Linked DNA regions of Homo sapiens: region 1 is linked to region 2. A link is a loop called in an ENCODE intact Hi-C map of the cell type or tissue named here. Cell type or tissue: PC-3. All regions are shown on one strand. Each heading gives the region's core, and the rest is flanking DNA. Links, peaks and the distances in the headings are about the cores only. Region 1 overlaps NRXN1-DT (NRXN1 divergent transcript). Region 2 overlaps NRXN1-DT (NRXN1 divergent transcript).

What was found. Peaks named below come from ENCODE experiments on the same cell type or tissue, not always from the same donor. Only the 100,000 strongest peaks of a DNase experiment are listed, where the experiment ranks them.
Region 1: it touches region 2 in a loop (7-fold over the local background); 1 of 110 quality-filtered maps calls a loop at or near these places.

The regions. Positions count from the first base shown.
Region 1 is chr2:51,717,270-51,725,784 of GRCh38, reverse strand. All of the region lies in intron 5 of NRXN1-DT (NRXN1 divergent transcript), which reads right to left. Among named protein-coding and RNA genes, the nearest start is that of LINC01867, 650 kb to the left of the region's middle. In PC-3, for the core only: no CTCF peak of the experiment used is centred there; a DNase peak (open chromatin) is centred at 3,294; H3K27ac peaks cover 1,032 bases.
Region 2 is chr2:51,804,030-51,812,544 of GRCh38, reverse strand. The region is part of intron 6 of NRXN1-DT (NRXN1 divergent transcript); the gene reads right to left. Among named protein-coding and RNA genes, the nearest start is that of LINC01867, 560 kb to the left of the region's middle. In PC-3, for the core only: no CTCF peak of the experiment used is centred there; no DNase peak of the experiment used is centred there; H3K4me3 peaks cover 659 bases; H3K27ac peaks cover 905 bases.

The sequences.
Region 1 (8,515 bases), core at 64-8,063, 87 kb after region 2:
ACAAAAAAATTAAAACATGTTACATAAACTAACAGAACCAACCATTTATAACCTTATTTATATTAAAGATGGAAATCTGGAGTAAAGAGTAAAAAAATACAGCTAAAAGTTTTTATCTGGGTTTGTAACTTCACAGTGGGTTTTCCCTCTTCTATTTGAATGATCAAGGGAGAAGAAATTGTTTGATTCAAATGGTAAAGTCTACATCTCTATTCTATTCCTAGAAAATTATGATGGTTATACACATTTTCTATTTACTTCATGACTATATTTTCAAAATAAACATTTGGTTCTTAAAGAAGACTTACTATAACAAGAGCTTTGAACAAACGTTTTGTTATAGTTGTGAATGCTAAATTTCTTTTTATCTATTTTTCACATATAAGAGGGGGTAATCAATGGTCCGACGTCTCCTTGTGCACTGAAATTATAGCGTGAAGTGAATTGCATCCTTTTCTAGTTAGCATTTATATTGAGCCACTCTCAGCCTGATCATTTGTATGCAATCATTTGCATGGTTTTTTTGGCTCTTTCATCCATCCCTGAAAGGTCAGCAAGTATTACTGTCCTGCTTTGACAGTGAAGGTGACTGAAGTAAACTGAGAATAAGAAAGGCTTGCAAATGATAAGCAAAAGCCATTAGGGTCAGCAACTCCAGCACAGAGGGAACATAATTTGCATGCTCCCTGCCTATATTTTATGATACAGCTCCTTAACTCTTTACCTGTCTTCTTTGCTGTTTATTGTTTTTAATATTCAAATCAGTTCAACTCCGAAAGACTTTACTGAACATTCACTTAGTCTCAGCAAGGTCCAACTTACTGGAGTGGTACGAGTTGCTCAGTACATGGCACACAGGCTGTCAATTATTATATAAATGAATGAATCCACACTACATAATTAGATGCATAATCCATTTTCAAAGGGATATGCAATTTAGGGGAGGAGGAAAAGAATATGGAAAATAAGAGAAATAATAAATACAAACTAAAGCAATTTATCTAGTAGAATATAAGGTCTATGGATATAAAGAGTGTGCATGTTTTACTTGCTATTTTATCTTTAGTGCCCAGCACAATGTCTGGCACATTTCAAGTCTCCAATAAATATTTAATGAAATAATAGTTGCTATAAGCAAAGATAGCAAGGTAGTACTGTCTAGCCAATTACTGCTTGAATTTAAAACACAGAAGTCATCATTAGACATTCAGTTAGTAAACACTCACAAAGCTACATATGAAAGTAAGTAGAGAACTTTCCTAATTATGTATTACAGGTTGAGCATCCCTACTCCAAACATTTGAAATCTGAAATCCTCTAAAATGTGATACTTTTCAAATGCCAACCTGATGCCACAAGTGGAAAATTCCACACCTGACCTCATATGTCAGGATGTAGTCAAAATGCAGTTAAAACTTTGTTTCATGCATAAAATTATTTAAAATATTGTATAAAGTTACCTTCAGGCTATGTGTACAGGGTGTATGTGAAACATAAACAAATTTTGTGTTTAGACTTGAGTCCCAACCCCAAGATATGTAATTATTCATATGCAAATATTCCAAAATAAAAAAATCCGAAATCCGAAGTATTTCTGGTTCCAAACATTTTAAATAATAAATACCCAACCTATTATTTTTCTTGTGATATATACTGGTATAGCCATGTACCTGGTCTCTCTCCTTATATCCTAGCTTTAAGACAGTTTTCAAAATAGAAGCCAGAGTCATCCTTTAAAAATGTTAAGTCAGATTATGCCACTCTACTACAATTCTGTCCTTGACTTCTCATTTTATGCTGAACATTAAACTAAAGTTCTTACGGTGGTTTTCAAATCCTTCATCCTCTGTCCCTGGCAATTCTCCAACCTTCTTTCCCAATTAACATACTTTGCTCCAGTTTTTCTCTCTTCTTGTGGTTTTTATGAAGATGTCAGGTGCCTTCCTGCCTTAGGACTTTGAAATTGCTATTGCCTGGCCCTGATAACCACATATTTCTCTTTCTCATTTCCTCTTAATTAAGCTTAAATATCAGCAAGAGATTCCCTAATCACCCTGTATAAAATGTGAACATTTCTTTTCCCAGTTCCTTTTGCCTTGTTTTATTTTTCTCCGCAGCAATTGTCACCACTTACACACTTTTCAACCCATTTATTTGTTTATGCTCTTTCTCCCATGCTAGAATGCATGCTCTGTGAGAAGAGAGATTTGTCTTTTTTGTTTGGGTTATATAGTTAGTATCTCACATGTTTATGGCACATAGTATGTGCTCAATGAATATGAAAATAAAATAATGGCAGTTAATATTTAGAAACCAAAGTTAAAACTAAAGTGGTAACGAGAGATAGAAATAGACACAGAGCACTATAGACGGAGTCACACCAAAAAAAAAAAAAAAATCACAGTCAGAGTGAAGAAAACAAATACGTATAATATTCTGTCAAATGAATTACGACTAATTTATAGATAAACATAGTGTCAAAATAATTATCTATGTTCATGACATGGGTTAGGGCAATGATGAAACATTATAATCTGTCTTAAAAGTCCTCCTCACATCAGGACATGCTTTAAGTCTCTACTGCTTAAAAAGACACTGGAGACTATATCGTTCTCTAAACAACAAAGAATAATAGATGAAACAAGAAGAAAAATAGTAAATACCAAAAACCACAGAAGAGGTATATGAGAGACTTTTGGAGATAATATCAGAGAAAGATAACAAATGAGGCTATATTAAATCAAATTCTTCCATATTCAATTTTTACAAATCTTGTTACTTATCATTTCATTACAAATTTCTAAATATATTAATAGGAATGCAATAATATGCATTATTTTTTAAACAAACTTTATAAATGAAATTCATGGAATACCTTATTTTCATGTATCTTTATTGATTTATAACACATTTAAAAATCTGTCAAAAGGAGTTTAAAAACCTCTACCGTTATGAATTTGCAATTGGTTTCATTGAGTTTATACTAATTGCACTTCTGTACTGTACTGAAAATCTTTTCAATTAAAGGTGTGACTGGAGATGCTATAATACACCAAAAAATAGAATAAATACATATTCTATTCAATAAATTTTAACGTCTTTTTTTCATACAAGTTCACTTTCAACAACATTCTCTAATCTACTAAGCTTTTTATATAACTCTTGCTAACAGCTCTCTCAGATTATTATGTTCTATAGTCATCCCAGTCTGTATTTGTTATGGTTTTAGCCTGTTTGGACATTTGCAAATCTTGAGTCATACAGGACAAGCCTTAGTTGTATAGGATTGCTCCATGCATTGCAGCATCTGGCACCCTTGACCTCCACTTACTAATTTGAAAAGCAAAAAGATCCATGTGGGTATATAAAGGGCTCCATAATTGTGAATCAGGTTAGAGAATGGCATGAGACTAAAATAAGTTATAAGTCTATTGCAAAAATACAAGCAATAAATATGGAGAGCTATGTTTACACAGTAGGCATGGAAGGAGGAAGAGAGCATGCAAGTAAATGAAGCCTCTTGATATTTATCATATACTTACATTGCAATGTAGAGACTCATGTTACCATCCTAGTAGAATGTAAGGTTTTTCAGGACAGAGATTTTATCTTATAGGTTCTATCCTTCCAAGGCACATGGCTTTTTAGCTCAAAGCTCTTCATATGTCATACACTATGTACTTTTTTCTTCCTTATGATATCCTATTTTTCCATCTTAAGTTTATTCTTTCTTGTCTCTTCTAAATAATCACTATTGATTATCTCCTCATGCCCAGTAATCTGTCTTCCTCATCATTCTACTGCATAACCTCTCTCATTCAATCAGTACAGATCAAATTGCCAAATTCCCAAATCCTATGGGCCTTTCTCTGTCTACATCTTCCCTAATTTGTTGGCAGAATTTGACACTACCAGATTTTTGTTTGATTTTTCTAAAATTTTTCTCCTTTTACGTTTTTTGTGACCCTTGACCTTGATACTCTTTAGATTATCAAGAGCAACTAAAAAAATCCTGCTTTCTTTTTCCTTTTTCATGTCTCTCAACTTTGTATGCCCCCAAACTGAGATTAATCTCTTCTTACCACTTCATAGGTTTTCTCATACCTCTTCTCCTTCCTTTCTTTTCTTTCTTTCCTTTCTTTTCCCTCCTTCTTTATTCCCTTTCCTCTCTTTCTGCCTCTTCCCTTTCCATTCCCTCCCCTGCTCTTCTGTCGTCCCTCTATTCTAAATTATTTTTCTAATTTCCTTTAATCACTTCCATATAATTAAATTATCTGATTTTTATCATTGTAACTTAACCCCAGTTCTACTGGGTGTTTTTACCTCTTTAACCACTGACACATCCACAGCCTAAGGACTGAACATCTTCACTGTCCTCAACCAGTTTTCTTAGCAGTACCATCGGTGCCTCATCATTAGCAAATTGCTCCAAAATGAAGTCCCTGTCCTTCCTTTCCTCTGATGAAAATGGCATCTACAATCTTTACTCTACTTCCTCCCTGTAGTCATCATTCCTAATTCAATGTTATCATTTTACACTAGGTATTTAATAATAAATTCTGACTTACTTTGCCTGTTTCCAGAGATGCTTACTCCAAAATTATTCTACTTCTGACCACTGAAATAGATTAGGAAACTTTAAGATATAGAATTATTCAAGGTCTGTCTATTAACAAATGAAAGTAAAATTCATATTGTGATACTTAAGGCTTTGAACATGCAATCATTGCATCATTTTAGTTCAAATTAGGTGAAATTTCATCACATGTCCTACATGAACCACCAGGCTGTGTTTACTTCATAGTTCTCGAATAAGCAAGGTCCAATGAGACTACTAGAATCTAGTGAGTCTATTTTCTAGGTCTTACTGCAAATGAAGCCCAATTAAGAAAAGAGAAAGTGATGAAAGTAGATCCTTTTTTTTTTTTCTTTTCCCTAATCAATGTTCCCATGAAATCATTCTCTCTGAAGAATCAGAGGCCAAAGAGCTATGTTTATTTTTAACTGCTAATTTGGGGCTCTTCTCTTTGGGGGAGGACTTTTCTGGAAGTGTCCCCATGTATCCATCTAGGTCTTATGAAGTGGAAATTCAATATCTCATGGAGGGGTTTTTTTGGTTTTTGTTGTTGCTGTTGTTTCTCATTGGTATAAATTTCAAAAGGTGGTATAATAAAATGGGAACAAAATGGACATAAAGATCACATTATCTTCTAGGATAAAAATCTATTTCCTGTTAATCTTGTACCTTGAATCATTGTATATTATAGACTTAAAATATACAAACTAGATTCTAGAAAAGACAGAGTGTAAGACATTTCTTTTCTGCTAAAAGAAATATAATGCCAGTAATATACAGCATACTATTTGAGAATAATATGAAACATTTTCTATCATCAAGTTCCCACACTGAAATTAAAGTTGTAAAACAAAACTATTCCTTTTCCAATTGGAGAAATAAGACAAAAATTAATGATCTTTCCAAATTTTCTTAAGCAGCTGAGTTCCAGTCATCATTCAGGATACAAGAGACATTTTCTTTCTTTTTTAAAGTGCAAGAGTTTGCGCCATCTTCTACTAGAACATAAATAACTTCCCTAGCATCTTCAAAGTTGTTTTCAGGTTTTTGTATCATTCTCATTCAAATATCACACTTGTCAAATTCCAAAACTTGTTAGAAGGACACATACAAAATCAGGTTGACAAAATGAGGCCCAAATTATCTACTTTTATCATTAATTATTCTAAACAAAAAAAATAACATATTATCTCCAATAAATATCACAATCAAGATTCACTATTACCACTGCAGGCAAAGATCATAGCAGCATCATACTGCTATTGCACCACTTATTTTTCTGCTGTGCCACTTCTTATCCAGGTTGATGTTTAAAAAACAGACTGGTCCAGTAGCTGTTGTGTGGGTCCTGCATTCACCATTTCTCACAAGTTCCCAGCTGATGTCAGTGCTGCTGGTTTATGTAGTGCAATTTGAGTAACAAAAGTCTATTACAGGCAGTGAGTTGAAGATGGAGGAAAGGTTTGCTTATGAGGGAAAAGCAGAAAATAATAAAAATGAAAAAATTAGCTTTAGCTTTGCCAAGAAGCTAATTAAGCTGTTCCAGCTGGTTTATAACAGGTGAATGTAAAATCAGTTAAGAGAACTATTTCATCAAAACAATGAATTGTACTACATTATTTCTACATTCTTTGGAGACAATCCACATACAGTATATTCATTGCCTCCTTTACTGAAGAAGGTCATTTGCCATCCCATGGTTTCTTAATGACTTTTAAGAATTTGGAGTGGTGATCTTGCCATTCTCTGTATAGTTCTTGAGACTCTTCTTTTCACCTTCACATGTATCCTGAATATTTAAATTTTCGTAATTTTTTTTTTTACTCTGGCCTCTGCATTTCTTATACCATGATACTGAAGGGAGAATTATACACAAAGAGCAATAAGCAAGCAATGGCAAACACAAATATTAAATCCTGTTTACTAAGATTTGAGCTAGTACCTGAAATCTGGATTCAGGTCTCTCTGGTTAAAAGTATGTCACTTAGTGAGTAACAAGTATCTCTAACATTTCAACCTCAAACTCAAACACAGCTCTGAGGACCAGCCAGCCTGAAGTACAAAGTCATATGAAAACCTTTGTTTAAACTTCTTGTGTGATGCAAGAAGAACTAGTATGAACAGGCCTTAAGTGGGGTAACTAACTGCTCTTACCAATTTGGAAGAGGATCCTAGCAAAAGCATTATTGTTATGTACAGAATCTGTTGGTGTACTGGAATCCTGCACACTAACAAATGTTGCCTAATCATTCTCCTAAAATCAGAAAAATAACATGAGACTTCTCTCAGAGCATGGAGATTATATAGAAAAGGCACAGGGAAAGGGAAGACTTCTGGATTTAACCTCTCCCTCCCAAATTCTGAGTACTTGAAATTATTTGTATACGAAACACCTGCAACATGCTGTTTACGCATGTAACACACCTGTATATGTACCCCTTGAACCTAAAATAAAATTTGGAAAGAAAAAAAAAGAAAATAGAAAAGAAACCAAAAAAAAAGAGAGTAAAGGAAGAAAGTGCATTAAATTAGGCCCAAGAAATCAGAATAGTTTATGTCAAGTTCTCAGAATATTTGTTTTTATTATCACATTGCTTTTTAATTTAGAGGTTATGCATATATTCTGTGGCTTGTCAAAAATAACCTCATGATATGCAATTTCCTCTGTGTTTATGTGTAAAGCCTTTTTCCCATCTAATGATGTAACATAATAAATAAGACAAAAACTTGTAAGCAAAAGATCTGGGGGTCATATTTTGAAGTAGAGCCTAGTACACGCACAATGGTCCCAAGTGGATAAGGATTTTAAAGGTAACAATAGAGCTGAACAAATAGAGTAGGCTAAAAAACATACATACTTATGAGCCAATGGCTTCATATAACATTTAACACGAACCTGTAAGTAGCACTAAAAATAAGAGGATTCTTTTACAAGTCATTACAAGAATTTCAATTGTCTGCCATATTTTTAAGTTTACAACATTTTTTAAAAATATAAGTAGAATTGTTTGATGTGTACATCATATTTATTTATCTGATCACTTGATATTCCAAGGAATTAAGATTGAAATTTCATGTTAATTTTAGCAGGATGATAATTTAGCAATTACATAGTAAAACAATTATAAATCTGGAAGAGACTTTAGGGGTAAATTAGTCCTAATTTACCCCCTCCCTCAGTATCTGTGGGGGATTGATTCCAGGAACCCATTCAGGTAACAAAATCTGTCAATGCTCAGGTGCCTTGTATAAAATGGCATAATATTTGCATGTAACCTACATATATCCTCTCATGTAGTTTAAATCATCTCTAGATTACTTATAATAACCACAGCAATGTAAATGTTTTGTAAATAGTTATACTGTGCTGAGTTTTTATTTTGTATTGTTTTATTGTTGTATTATTATTTTTATTATCATTGATTTTTAGAAATATTTTTGGCACTGATATTGAATCCACAGGTGCAGAAGCTATGAATACAGGGGCCGACTGTGTTCTTAAGCGAAAATAATACATCCGCAATTTCTAAACATCTCTTTCTTCAACTTAAAACTTAAATCTCAAATTTTTAGTCCATAAACTAAAAATGCACCATAAGCTTGTTCACATCTACTAGCTTCTCATGAGTCATTGTTTCTTTGTGAATCCTTTCCAGTCACATAAACAGTCTGACCATTAAGATGGTAGTGTGGAAATGAATCACCACTGACATTCAGGCTCTTCAGAACCTGTGAGATGAGATTTGTACACACAGCGACTCATAAAGACAGAATCCTTTTATAGTCTCAATAAAATAATAATCCAGGTGGAAAGCTGTGTTCTGGAATATATTCCTCTCTGATGCATTCTTCTTATCACTCTCCAATGACCATTAAACCAAACTGTTACTAACTTGAACTTTGACCACAGTCTCATAAGACTGGGTTACATAAAGAGAT
Region 2 (8,515 bases), core at 123-8,122:
GAAAACAAACACACACACACACACGCGCGCGAATCTCTGTACCAGGAAAACAACTTGGACTTTTGGAGAGATGAAAGGCTCCTGATAAATGTTCAGTTGTTTGTAGATGGTTTATCTTTTGATTTGCTCCAGGATATCTGAGCCTTACTGAGCATGAATGTGGTGGAAACAATGCTATGTGTTCACCATATCCAGTTGCATATTTCTCTTTCTCAGGTTTATGGAAAACTATACTTCCCATACTCTTTTGTTGTGTGCATGGCTGGCCATGTGGATAGTTCTGTTCAAATAAATGCACGCAAAAATGACATGTGCTACTTCCAAGTTTTTGCACAATTTTCCAGTCAATCGCTTCCTCTACTCAAGCAATTAAAGATGCCTAGAATTGAGATGGTTGACACTCAGAGACACAATCAAGTCATTCTTGATAAAGTTTCTGCCCTAGAAAGTTGCCTTCCTAACACACGTCACGAGAGCAAGAAATAAAATTTTATGTGAAGTAATGAGATTCGAGATTCTCTGACTCCTCTCTTCCTCCTTTTCCCCCTCTCTCTCTCTCTCTTTTTCCTGCAGTGCAGTATTTTTTTAACAGGACTAATACACTATATTTCCCTTCAACTTACTTTTTCTTTCTTTGAAATCTATTCTGCTTACAGAATCTGCACCTTTTCTCTGCTAGAAGTCTCTTCACCAAAAATGAGCCTTTAGCACTGTGGGGATAAAGCAAATTGAAACTGCAAAATTTTGTCTGAATTGAGAAAATAGTTTTTCTCTGGTGTTAATACTCTCAGGTCATTTGTTTTCTGCACACAACATACACATTCCTTATAAAAACACTTTTTCTGCTTCTATGTTAATTTGAATGTGAGGAATCATTATGTATATATCTCTCTTTTTTTCAATTTCTACCTATTCAGCAACATTGGAAATAACTATAGGCTTATCTGACAAGTTACTATATAGGTAGATTTCAGAAATAAAGAGGCCAACTTTTTTTTTTGGGTGTGAATTTCTAGGCAAAAGCATACAACTGCTATGCCATCGGGTTGATAACCAGTGTTTTTACTGTTGGCTTAAATTTAATATCTTAATTATATTTATGATAGTTTTAGTCTAAGGCTAGTAAGTTGTCAGACAGAAACAATGGCACACATCTACTGGAACACTTAGGGATCCAGGCATGCAACTTATTATTAGCGAGCTCACAAAATCAGCTTCACAATAAATAAACAAGTGATCATTTATGTTTTTCTCCCTTCTTAAACAATCTATGTCAATATGAAGTTATGACTTCACCTCATTTTATTGTCACTCACCATGCTCAACCCCAGGCAAAAGAAATATTAGGAAGTTTCTCCAAACTCGAAATAACATCAAAATGCAGAGACCAAGAGAAATTTGGATAAGAAAAGCCAGGAATTGCATCAGGATGTCTGAAATATCTAATTTGGGGATTGTTTTCAACAGTATTTATACAATTTATTTCATCCTAAAGGGGACATTGTGTGTGACTTCATGTGCACTTATTAATAGAACAAACACTTTAAAGTCAGTAGCTGATTTGTGAAAATTTAAGCACTAGCATCTGAGAAAATGTAGTACCTGTCACAATTCTTCTAAGTCATACATATAGAAAGAAGGGATATAGTAAACTACACATCAGACATAGACACATTTCATTCTGTACTGCCTCTGACGGGGCCAATCTGGAAACATAGTGAAGCCTGATGAGTAAAGACATAATTCAAATGAGCATCCTAATGATTTTAAATAAACTTTTTCTAAATATCTACAATGTAAAGTGAATTGTCCACAATTCGAAGCCCACAGATACATAAAATACGTTCCCTGCATTTGAGAGATTCAAAGTCTATGTAGGGCAGCAGCAAATATGTATGTCTACAACAGGCCTCTCTCTAGATAGACAGAGAAAAGGTTTTCTATTCTAAATATCAAATAATTTATATTGGAATTCAGAAAAAAAAGGTAAAAATTGATGTGCTAGAATCAAACAAGAAAACTTTTTAGTGGATATGACATTTGGAAACTGTAAAGAAACAGGACTTTGATAAGTAAAAAGTTTGAGCGCTGGACTGACTCATTCGGAGGGCATAGGCTGAAGTGAGGTGAAAGGAGGCACCGGGAACTCACACTCAGAGGCAGCCGCCTTACTTCATGTAGTAAGAAAGGGCTAGGGAGGATGGGGTTCAGGCACAAAAAGTAGTCACTTCAACAAGAATATTTGCCTGAGGGAAAACAAGGCAGAAAGGGGCTAGATAATAGGAAGTCTATAATGCCTGGGCAGAGCTTTTCTTTAATTTTGTCTGTACTTATAAAGAAAAAGGAGACCTGAAGGAACAAAGGGGCAAAAGAATACTTAAATATGTATATTTGGATTATAAAAATTTTAACCAGGCATACATTCTGGCTTATGTTTATAGCTGGAAGTAGCTGTAAACATATAAAAATCACTCTATATACTTTCTAATTAAAATGACTTCATTGTTTTTGAAAACATAATTTCATTTGAATACAAAAAATCAATATAAAAATTTAAGTAATACAGAAAAGCACAAATGTTAAAGGGAAAGTATAAAATCTTCCCAAACTCCATCGACTGCCATTGTTAACTTTAGAAAAACCTCATTATAGACATGGCTTTCTCTATGTCTCTATTTGAATAAATTTAATGAGATCAAAAACAATTTCATATAAATTGCATCATGCTATATTGTTATTTTTAATGAAACAAAATTTTCATTCAATAAATTAATATAGTTTAGGTGAGCTTTTTCACCTAAAAGAAATATGCATGGTTAATAAAGGTTATTGGGCTACCTTAAATCTTTCATAGATGGAAGTATATTTTTCAACTGCCAGTTCCAATTTTAGAGAATGGTTTATGATCCATGTTTAAAACGATTAGCTAGATAGACTCTTCTTTTTCCCTCTACTCTCCCTCACTTGCCAATTTTTTTAAGTTACATTATTATTTATATATTGTTGAAGTTGATAAAATTCGTATTCCGTTTTACAATCTTCAATTCCAGAGATGTTTGGTAATTATTCTATTTTTAAATGGATTCACTGTTGTCAGCCAGTACTTTTATGACAAGTTTTCCATTTCACATTTTATTTTGTTTTGCTTCATCACTTAGTTGACTGGAGTTATTTATCAAGTTTGCTTATTTTTTTCTTTCAAAAATGGCCCATAAATACTCTATTCCTTGAGTTTCTGCATGCCTGGAAATAACACGTTTTCTATTATTTTGTCCTGTTTTATTATACTTGAAGGACAATTTAATTATGTATAAAATCTTGGCTTCGGTTTTCATTTTTCCTTGGAACTTTGTAGCTATTGCACCATCATATTTTGATATTTAATGTTGTTGTAGAGAAATTCAAGGCAAGATTGAATTTTTATTTTTCCACTATAGGTGACTTGTTTTATTCTGCCCAATTACCTGAAAAATGCTTTCCTCATATTTGACATTCAGTAAATTACTCATTTAGCATTGCCAATTGCCCATTAGCTACTACTTTACTGAAATATTTTATAATGTATTTTAAATTTTACCTTTCTTTCTTTCTATTGTACATTCTAATGCTAGGTTCTGTCTCACTTTTGGGGTTCTACTTCAAGGATGAAAATTATTTTGGATCATTTCTGTCTGATATTTAAGATTATCACCTTCATTTTTATCGCTTTAATCTTTCTGTCATTTTATCCTGAATTCAGTATGATTTTCTCAAACCTCCCCTTATTTTATAATTTGACTTTAATCTAACCCTTTGTTGTCTCTCGATGTTTCTAAATTATTCAGTGTCCTATAATCAGTATTATTTTGGGTTTTTACTTTATTTCTATCTCTATAATATCCTTTTTATAATATTTTATTTTAATATTATCTCACCTTTGAGTTTTATTTGTAATGATTCATGACACTTATTAAGTTTTCATGCATGGGGAAATGCATTTTGTTCCTAGGGCTATATTTTTAACTGAGGTAGTATTTCTTTTTAAAATAGTTATTTATTTTTTTCTTGTAAAATGTATACTGAGTTGTTGTGCCTTTTTCTTTACTATTGATAACGCTTAATGCTAGCAACTCAGTCTAGATTTTCTTAACACATAGGGTAGGTTCCTTTATTTACTTGTTAGCTTGATGTATGGTTATTATTTATTTCATTACACTGTGGATTGAGGACTTAGGTATGTTATTTGATTATCTTCTTTGTGGCATAATAGTAAGTTGGTGAGACAGGTAGAGGAGGATAGTTCTTACCCCAAATAAAGCAAATTGTAGTAAATGTTTATTTATCTCTTATGGGAAGGGATCCTTTATCCTAGTGATGTCTGGTCATTCTGCTTTTATGGGGGCAAGTCTCATGAATTCAAATATTTTCCTCATTTTTGGAGAACCTTGAATCCCATGTTTCTATCAGAAAGAATAATTTTCTATTGTTGGTATCCTTAATTTCACTTATTTCTCCCCAGCAGAGCTTTTTGTTCTTACTTCTCACCTCACATACCATCCTCTTGACAGTAGGAAGAGAGAAGAGATAAGCATGATCACTCTCTCCATTTCTCTCCAAATCAACGTGTGTGTAAGGATTCTCAGGATCCATGATCACCCACAAATTCTAAAGTGGGGTGAAGTTAAAGCCACATTGTGACAGAACCTTCTGCCTCTTTCCTCAGCTGCTTCTTAAATTGGTCAGCATGAGGCCATACTCCTTTCGTTATGTGATTGTTTGTGGTGAATGATGTCTGTCTGTATTGTCTTTGACTAATTTATTAGACTTTACTAGTCACTGCTACTCAGAGATCCCCATTTATTTTTCTTTCTTTTTGTCATTTATGAGCCTATCTAACACTAGCCACTGACAATATCTGTTTATCAGCAGTGTGAGGGGAAAGAGGAAATAAAAACATAGGCATGAATCAAGACCTAGTCTTGAGCATGCTTCTTTTTCAATTTAGGGTTAAAGAAAATGACTCAGATGGTATGGAATCAAGAGAAAATGAAGAAGGGGAGAAATTTAGGGTAGATTCACTGGGAATTTCATACTGTCTTTATTATAGCTACCCGGCCATACTGACTAAGACTTGTCTGTTAGTAAGAATAGAGAATGAAACTGTAAGAACCGACTGCTGGGTGTGGTCATGGTTGCTCGTGGTCCCAGCTACTCAGGATGCTGAAGTGGGAGGATCACCTAAGCTTAGGAAGTGGAGGCTATAGTGAGCTACCAAGTTCATGCCACGGCACTCCAGCCTGGACAACAGGAGTGAGACCATGTCTAAAAAAAAGAAAAAAAGAACCAAACAGCCTATGTTCTGGCATGAGTGGTTGGGATATAAAAACCAAAACAAACAAACAAACAAATAAACAAACAAACAAACAAAAACCCTTACAGAGTAGTCTTAATTTGGTATTTTTATAAGAGAAAGCAATGATAGGTCATAAAATCTAAGGCCTTACTAAAATAGGTGGGTGGAATTGATAGATAAAATTTTGTGATAATGAAAATAAGTAGCCAACTTATTGACAGACTGGACTTCAGGTGTACAAACAAAACATGTCTATTTTTCTCACTTATGTTGCTCTCAAATATACTTTGTTGGAAGTGTTCTGTGCCCTCAACAGATCCCACAGATTTATAGTTAACTTTTATTATGAGAAAATACAAATTTTAATACCTGAGATTGAATTTTAGTATTCAAGAGTTCCAGCTAGTTTAAATCAAAGATTCAATCACACATTCAGCTCAAAGACTCTCATCTCTCCTTACCTCAGCCCTGACACAGGACTTGGGGTCGTTCAGTGGAGAAGATAAATGCATTCTCATTTTCACTCTTGTTCCACCTTGTTTATTTGCTGCTTTGATTCTTCAAGGACTTGGCCAGGAGGAAGGAGGAACTGTGAGTATTTCTCAGAGTCTGACCAAGGCAGTTCACCTCATCCTTTTTTACTGTTGGTCAGGCGCGGTGGCTGACACCTGTAATACCAGCACTTTGGGAGGCCGAGGCGGGCGGATCACGAGGTCAGGAGATGGAGACCACGGTGAAACCCCGTCGCTACTAAAAATACAAAAAATTAGCCGGGCGTGGTGGCCGGTGCCTGTAGTCCCAGCTACTCCGGAGGCTGAGGCAGGAGAGTGGCGTGAACCCGGCAGGCGGAGCTTGCAGTGAGCAGAGATCGCGCCACTGCACTCTAGCCTGGGCGACAGAGCGAGACTCCGTCTCAAAAAAAAAAAAAAAAGTAGGCACTGGTCTCTCTGTTTATACAGTTTAACTTCCTGTGACACCTATCATGTGATTTACCACTGTGTCTCTTAATGGTGTGAGGACAACTTCAGCTTATCAACCATTGATCTGGGGAGCACAATGCAGTCTCTTCCTCTTTCAAACACTCCTAGATTCTTCAACAATTTCCTTTTCTTCTCTTTCTCGTTCTGACATTTTCATGCGGAAGGACATCCTTGGTTCCCCTCTCCTGGGGGAGGAAATGACTTATTTGATTGGTGAGTTTGGGATAGTACACAGGCCAGTTTAAATCAGTCTCTGCTTTTCCCTCTTTGGATATGGCTGCAGAACACAAACATATGTGTCTTTTACCAATGGATAAAAGATCTATCTTTGCAATTGATGATCATATTAGAGGTGGGTGTAGGTTTGAGATAAATTTAATTAAATGGCATATTAGATCTAGGTACATTGGCCTACAAACCTTGGAAAGTAAACGTAAGTGGAATTTGGATGCAAAACCACACTTAAAGTTTAAGCATTTTGTGTATCCAGGCATGGCTATTCTTACACTGACAATTTGCTGCATCCTGCCCAAGCAACTTAAAGCCTGAGGTGACATGATATTTTGACTTCTATAGCTCATGGCAGCTTTCTCCATTTGGGAGTGTCTGTTTATATACATTCAAGACCAAGTATGACTTAGCCAAACTCCAGGCAAGGACTGAGCATGTAGGGAGATGGAAAGGTGCATGTGACCTGAAGCTAGGTGAGCTTCACAATCACAACAGTGATCACATACAAGTTACAAACATCTGTTCTTGAACGGCACAGTTGCAGAATGGCCGGTAGTTACAAACCACCACCACCACCACTACCACTACCACCACCACCACTACCACCACCACCACCACCACCACTACCACCACCACCACCACCACCACCACCACCACCACCACCACCACCACTACCACCACAACAACAAAAGAAAAAAAAAAAAAACTGATACTGACTAAATCTTGTTAAGAATAAGGGTAGTTGTTTTTTTTTTTTTCTTTTTTCAGCTGAATCTGTAAGCAGCTCCTTTAAACTGCATATCAGTAATGTATCCTTATGTGACTGGTTGCCTGGGATGTTCCCTCTTTTATGTTGTTGGCCTCCTGTTCCATCCTGCTTAACATGTGTTGCCTGGATGATATAGTATGCAGTCACCCAATCTATTGAACACTAAGGTATTAGCTTTAAATTATTAATGAAAAGCCTAGGTTTGCAGTATCAATAGGCTCCCCAAAATTCAGTTCCTTTTGATGTTTGAACTGTATTTAGGACTCATATAGGAAACTGTACAAGGAGAGGATACCTGCCTGGATTCATGTGGATTATACACTGTGCCTCTGTAAATTAATGTTCTACAATGGAAGTTTTCACATACACAAAAATAGAGACAGTAGTGAAATAAACATTCTCGGACCCAGAACCAACAATATTTGTTTAATTTGGCCCCCCATCCAACCCCAGCACCACCCTTTCTTTTAGAGCATTATGTAGTAACTCTTGAGAATCCAATCATGTCAAATATAAACATACTAGTATTTGTAACACATATGGATTTTGTAAACTTAACAAAAATACCATGAACACATTCAATGTTAATCATTATTTTAAACAAATAAATGGCTTTTCATTTAATATGTAATTATTCGATCATTGATTATTAATATAAAATTCTTATTAGCATCAAACACACAGATCACATTTTACTTTGCCCAAAAGTTTTCCAAAAATTGTTCATTTTAATAAGAGTCCAACCGAAGTCACACACTGAATTGGATTGATATTCTCTGAGATCTCTTTTTATCTGGAGCAGTTCCTTCCTATACTTCTTTTTTTCTCCATTTATATGTTGTAGAAACCAGGTCATCTCTCTGGTGTAATTTTTCACACTCTGCAAAATGTAATACTATTTAACATGTTCCTCTATCTCCTGAATATCTCATAAGTTGGAGAAGGGGTATATGTAGAGATACATTTAGATTCAGGTACAAAAACTTTTAATACATTTATATAGTTTCAATTATTTCCATTTGTATATTCTTAGTAAAGGTTGAACCACAGGTTCAAGTTGTGTCAGTCTCATATCTCTGTCTTAAAGTTCAAATAATCTTGTACCTAATGGATTAGCAGACATTGATTGTCCTTGATTTGATCCATTCTCTTGCATTTGAGTATCATTCATTCCCCTTCAATTTATTAGCTGTGATTCTTATA